Regions from separate parts of the Homo sapiens genome. Here region 1 is linked to region 2. A link is a contact called in ENCODE Hi-C or POLR2A ChIA-PET data. All regions are on one chromosome and are shown on one strand. Each heading gives the region's core, a stretch centred on a gene start or an enhancer-like site at or near the end of the contact. The rest is flanking DNA. Distances are from core to core; before and after follow the strand shown.

Region 1 (2,774 bases), core at 21-2,520, 310 kb before region 2:
TGTGCATCACCTCAGCCGGAAATATAAAATTAAAAGCACTATGTTTCACACACACACACACAAAGGAAAACTCGATATGACAGTGAGGAAGAAGGGTAAAGACCAGCCTTCTGTATCAGTGCAGGGACATCCTTCCTCCAGGCAGCAGGCCTTCAAGCTTCAAGCCTCAGGGCCCAACCCTAAGGCTGGGGGCTCTCCCTGCAGGCAGGACTGGGCCTGGAGGGCCTCCTCATACTTCTGGAGCTGAGACCAGAAGCCCGGGTTCGGTTCTGCTACCGGGCGAGCGCTCTTCACCATCTGCAAACAAGAAGTGTACTGAATAACCCCAAGTCGCGCTAATGGCCAGCAGGGGCCAAGGCGGGCCCAGCTGTAAGAGTGGGCCCCGCCCAACCCGGAAGTGCCTCTCTGCTTCCCTAAGCCCGCCCTCACGAGAGAGACCCGCCCCTCCCGGAAGTGCCTGTCCCAATCCCGAAGCCGGCCCCGCCCGGAAAACTCGTCCCCGGAAGACACGCCCCTCTCGAAACACCGCCCCCCTAAAGGCCCGCCCACCTGGAAGGCCTTCGCCAGGCTGAGGCCGCGGTGCCGCATGAGGTACGCGGTGCAGACGGCGGCCGAGCGGCTGCGGCCGTTCTTGCAGTAGACTAGGCAGGCGCCGCCGGCGCGCACCGCGGCCTCCATGGCGGCGCACGTGGGCTCCAGGTGCGCCAGCAGGTCCTCAGCCGGGTCGTCGAACACGGGCACGCGCAGCTCTGCCACGCCGGGCGCGCGCGGGCCGGGCTGCTGGCGGGAGACGTTGACGCACAGCGTGACTCCCGCGCGCGCCAGCTGCTCCTCCGCGCCCGCGGCTCGCGCGCTCCCGAGGAAGAGTGAGGGCGCGACGCGCACCAACGGTGGAGGTACGGGCGAGGCGGCCCCGCGGCGCCCAGCTTCTGCCGGTCCCATGGCGCCCGCCGAAGAGTCTGCTTTTGGGCCCTGAGGATCTATTTTGGGGGCTCAGGCGCCCGCCCAGGAGTCTATTTGTGGGAGCCGGGCGGGCCGCCGGGCGCCCCCGGGTCCTAGAGGCCTCCGAGGTGGACCAGGCTGGGGCTTGGGTCCCCCGCGGGCGCTGGGCCGGGACAGGGGGCTTGGGTCTCGTTGGGGCCGGGGCATGGCGGGAGGTTTGGGCCTCACCAGGGCGCCGGGGCCTTGGACCGCTCTGCGTCCCATGTTCTCTGTCCCCGGGCGCCGTCCTCCCCGCCCCCGCGGCCTGTGGCACTGGGCTTGCGTCTGTGGCTCTTGGGCGCAGCGCCCTGCCCGCTCTACTGCGGCGTCTGGCGCGGAGGCGTGGCTTGGCCGGGCCCGCCCACTTCGCGTCCGCGTCGTTCGGCTAGGGCCCCGTGGCTACCCGGTGCACGTGGACGGCGGGCTGCGTGGTTCCCGTGTCTTCACCCTTTCCCTAGTGACTGCGTTGTCGGCTTTACGTTTATTCCTTTTTGTGGCCCGCTTTGTAATTGGTGCATTTTTTTCTATGTATTATAACACATGGCTCATAAAATAAAACTAATTTCTATTTTCATCACTTCTTCATAGACCACACTATTCCTTTTGCTGTTTCTAAGTAATTTATTGGGGTCAGCATTGTAACTTTAAAAAATTTAATATCACTTAATGTCCATGAAATTGCCATTTAAGACTCCTTCAATTTTTCTGACATCTGGTAATTTTCAGGCAATGGATACACTGAAAAGCAACTGTCTCAACAGCCCTACAGACATTTAGCAATTGAAGTTTCAGTTGCATACAGTCTCTCTCTGGGTTATCGTCATTGCTTTGTCCATCAGCCTTCTAGCATTGGTAACTGTCAGATCTTTATTGCAGCCTGGGGTTCACTCTTGAGCTAAAGACTCAAATATGTCTGCAGCCAGGTCTTCCCTGGTTGCAGCTCCAGACATCACCTCCGTGGAGGTCTTATCAGCATCTGTTTCCCACTTCCTCCACCCTAAGGAAGGACTCCAACTTTCCTAGGATGGAGGAGTGGAATTCCCTTTTTTTCCCTGGCGTTCATGGGAGCCATTGATTAGGTTGGGACACTGTCTCCCTCCGCTTTCTAGGAGTTGGCTCTGTCTCTGGCCAAAAGTGAAGGCCACACTCCCGTGACTGCTCTGGGAATGAGCTTGGTGTCTAATAACCCATGAAGGAGAGAGCACTTTGGAAGGCTCCTCTGTTCTCTCATGGCCATAAGGGGAAGCCAGCCTTGGGTGAAAGCAGAGGAGATGGGAGAGCCAAGGTCCTTGATGCCACTGTTGGGCCACTGAAATGAATCAAACAAAACCTGAAGTCCCTCCTCCTCCTGGACTGTTTCATGAATCATCATCACCCTTTACGGTTGGAGGATGGTTGAGGTGGGTTTTCTGCTCCAAAGCCTGCTACTTGAACCATCATGCTCCCACTCCATTGAGGTAATGGATTGGGAACCAATTCATCCTAAGTGTCTCTGCATCTCATTGCCACACTTAGTCTGGGCCAGCCTCTGTCTCCTGGACTTGGTGCTAGTCCCCCACAGTGTAACCAGAATGTGCTTGCTAAGAACAGAGGGTTTCTACATGTTGGTTCTGACTCCTTAGCAAGTTGTAATTCACAACTAATGTGGGTTGTGAAATCAATTCTGTGGGTCATGATCAGCATTTTAGTTTTTAGAGAAATAATAGACTACATGAAAATATTAGAGTGCATGCATGTAGTATGCCGAACTTTTAATGAAACATTTTTCTGAGTGGTTTGTACTGGGTCGTGGT
Region 2 (2,813 bases), core at 161-2,660:
TTCCCACTCCCAGAGCCTCCGGGGGCTCGGTGCCCCTCTGCCCACTTTGTGTCCGGCTGATCAGGAGGCTCACGTCGGCCTCCTCAGAGCAAAGCTCACCCACATCCCATGCAGGGATGGGCAGGACCTGTGAGCCCACCCTGTGACAGGAAGGCCCCACAGTACAGATACAGGGAGCCCCTCCAATGGCATGCACCACCAGGGTGCCAGATCAGGCTAGACCAGTGGCCAGCACCCACCTGCAGCGCAGGCAGTCCTGAAATCCTGTTTCCAAACCTCCTGAGCCCCTCTTCCCTGTATGGCCTCCAGGCCGCCTCCCTCTGTCAGGATTAAGCCCAGCTTTCTCATGGAGACCGTGTCTGTCTCCATCCCCGGCACCGTCTCCATCCCCAGGCACCCTCACACTCACTCCCAGCTGCATGGCCGCCACCCACCCAGCTGGGGTTTCCATTAGGCCCTGTAGGTTCCCCACCTCGGTCTCCTTCAGTGGGTTCCTTCTACACTACTGAGGTCAGGGCCACATCACAGTCATTTCTGTGTGTCCAGGGCTGTGAACACGGAGCTGCCGCGGTCAGCATTCCCTGTACATGGATGTAGGGTCAGGACCACTGTACCCTGTGGGGGCCTAGGTCACAGAGAAATCCCAGGCCTTGTTCAGAGATGGTGAAGGGTGCCCGGTGGCAACAGCAGGGTGTCCTCTGAGCCCCGGCACTTCTGAGCTCAGGGCTGAGTGACCACACAGGTAGCTGCTATGGGCCCAGCCCTTCTGCATCGTGCTGGGGGGATGCGGGGGCTCTGTTGCCTTCTCGGGTCCCAGGGAGATGTGCCTTCTGTGCCCACGTCTCAGCGGCTCCCACGGCGCATCCAGTGAACTGGGAAGTGTGAATGAGCACCTGCTCGGGCCAGTGATTCATCCGAGTGTCGTTAGCTGCTAATTATAATTAAACCTTTGATGAGTTGTGTTTCTTATCTTCTTAATTAAAATAATTATGACTAATGGAGTGGATGGCACTGAACTCCGACAGGTCTCCTGCAACATGTTACAGTGCCCAAACCCAGCTCCAGGGTGAGCTAGATGGATGGGGCTGTCACCCGGCAGCCAATGGCAAGTTCTGGGTCACCCTCAACCCCAAGGGCCAGCCCAGCACCCCTGGGGGAGGAGCGGGGGAGAGAGCCACTGCTGATTCTGTCTGCCCAGCACAAACCCCAATCTCTAAACCAGGGCTTGCTCCCAGATGGGGAGGCAGTGGGAGCGGGAGGGAGGGAGAGCTGGGGCGGGAAGGTGCAGGGAGACTCCTTCTCCCTCCTCGCCTGGTCCCTGGACATCTGCCAGTCCCAGCCAGTAGTGAATGGCTGATGTCACCATGGCCCTGGCGGAGCCACGGTACTTCCCAGCTTACAAAGTACTCTCAGTGCTGCGGGGTCATGATGTCCCCTCCCACCCTGCTGGGCCTCCGTCTTACAGAGAAGCAGCCAGGCCCAGGGAAGACTTGCTCACCAAGGGCAAAGGGCAGTGAGTCGGCCACAGGAACACAGCCCCCGGCCTTCAGGGCCAGCCGCCACCCACGCCAGCCACCCTGGGCGTACAGAATGTACCCGTGCGCGGGGGCTGGAGGTCGGCTATTCCGGGATCCGTGGCCATGGGATGACCAGCCCCTCCCCCGCTGAGGACTCAGCCTCCTTCTGTGTGGGATGAGGGGGTGGCAGGCTGGCCTCTGAGGCTGCTCTGTGAGGCCACGGGGGACCACTCGAGTGTGGGGAGCCCCAGGCTCAGCACACAAAGGTCTCACCCAGCCCGTGACTGACCCCGGGCAGCCCAGCGTGAGTCATGCTCTCAGGCCACACCCACCTACTCTGAGGCTGCGGTTTCTCATCACTACCCAGAGGCGTGGCCTCCTGCAGGCGTGTGGTCAGCCCAGGCTGGGCTAGGGGTCACAGCCCTGCTGGTCATACGCACCTTGGGTCATCTCCAGGGACTGGCAGCCAGGCCTCTGCAGCCCCTTCTCCGCCGGCTGCTTGGGCTCAGGGGTACCGGGCCCTCTCCTCATGCCCTTTATGGGTGGGGGCGGAGGGTTTGTGCCCACCCTTTCTTCTCAGGGAGGCTGAGCGGGGGTGAGGGCTGTCCACGCAGTTGGTGGGGGCCAGAGTGGCACCAGCTGGGACTTGCTGTCTGACCCTAGGGGTCCCTGTGGCCAGCCCCAGCCCTGGTGCCCACCCTGGGCAGGTCAGGAACGGGACAGTGTGGTGGCCAGGAAGGCTTCAGGAACCAGAAAGTGGGTGCCGTGGGGTCTTCCTCTCCAGGCACGGGTCCTGAGCCTTCCCTAGGGTCCCCCTCTGCCCTGACCTCTACCCCTTCACATGGGGCTCCGTCAGCCTGTGGCTCTCATCCTGGGCGCTTGTGCCCACTGGTCCTACTGCAAACTACACCCAAGGGCCTCCTTGCACCCAGGTGCCTTCTCTGTCCTCAGCCTCGAGACTCCGTGTGGCTGGGCTGGGGCCTTCCACTGCCGCGGCAGTGCTTGGGCTGTACTCTTGTGGGAACCCTCCTCCCTCTTCAGCCCTCCTTCTCCCTTCCCAAAGACTCTCCTTTATGGGGGTCAAGGGAGGGAGGGTCCATCCCAGGAGTCTCCATGGCTGGGAAGAGGTGGCCTTGTCTCCCAGGATCCTCATCAACGTCTCCTCCACCCCAAGCTGGGCCGATTTCCCCCTTGTCAATCCCACCCTTGCAGGGATGACTGTAAGGTGGGGCGGGTGAGGAGGTGGCACCATCTGATTGGCCTGCCTGGTAGAGGCGGGAGAGCTAGAAATGTGAT

What was found. Hi-C counts contacts between places; a loop is a spot of excess contacts on that map. ChIA-PET counts read pairs that join two places held with the same protein, here RNA polymerase II (POLR2A). Pooled maps may share reads with other maps.
Region 1: a loop to region 2 is called in a map of gastrocnemius medialis, with 4 times the contacts of the local background. The contact joins the promoter of DUSP28 here to the enhancer-like site in region 2. A Hi-C loop is called at or near these places in 3 of 168 maps with a recorded cell type or tissue (PC-9, ascending aorta and gastrocnemius medialis) and 10 of 50 pooled maps. POLR2A ChIA-PET finds 5 or more read pairs at or near these places in 3 of 52 experiments (A549, HepG2 and OCI-LY7).

The regions. Positions count from the first base shown.
Region 1 is chr2:240,558,853-240,561,626 of GRCh38, reverse strand. DUSP28 (dual specificity phosphatase 28) reads right to left here and starts at 1,270. Exons shown (of 2, transcript NM_001370465.2): 1 at 550-1,270; 2 at 1-297. The coding sequence starts at 942. The coding sequence ends at 160. It also overlaps a transcript of ANKMY1 not described here. RefSeq lists enhancers at 52-411, 442-511, 544-685 and silencers at 782-831, 1,012-1,421.
Region 2 is chr2:240,250,293-240,253,105 of GRCh38, reverse strand. LOC105373968 (a long non-coding RNA gene) reads left to right here. Exons shown (of 2, transcript XR_924057.3): 2 at 1-997. Among named protein-coding and RNA genes, the nearest start is that of OTOS, 110 kb to the right of the region's middle. RefSeq lists enhancers at 835-1,346, 1,347-1,860. Within about 2 kb of position 1,410, at least 30 of the 41 ENCODE cell types and tissues checked have a DNase peak (open chromatin) inside an H3K27ac peak, as active enhancers do; they include PC-9, ascending aorta and gastrocnemius medialis, where a contact is called at or near this core.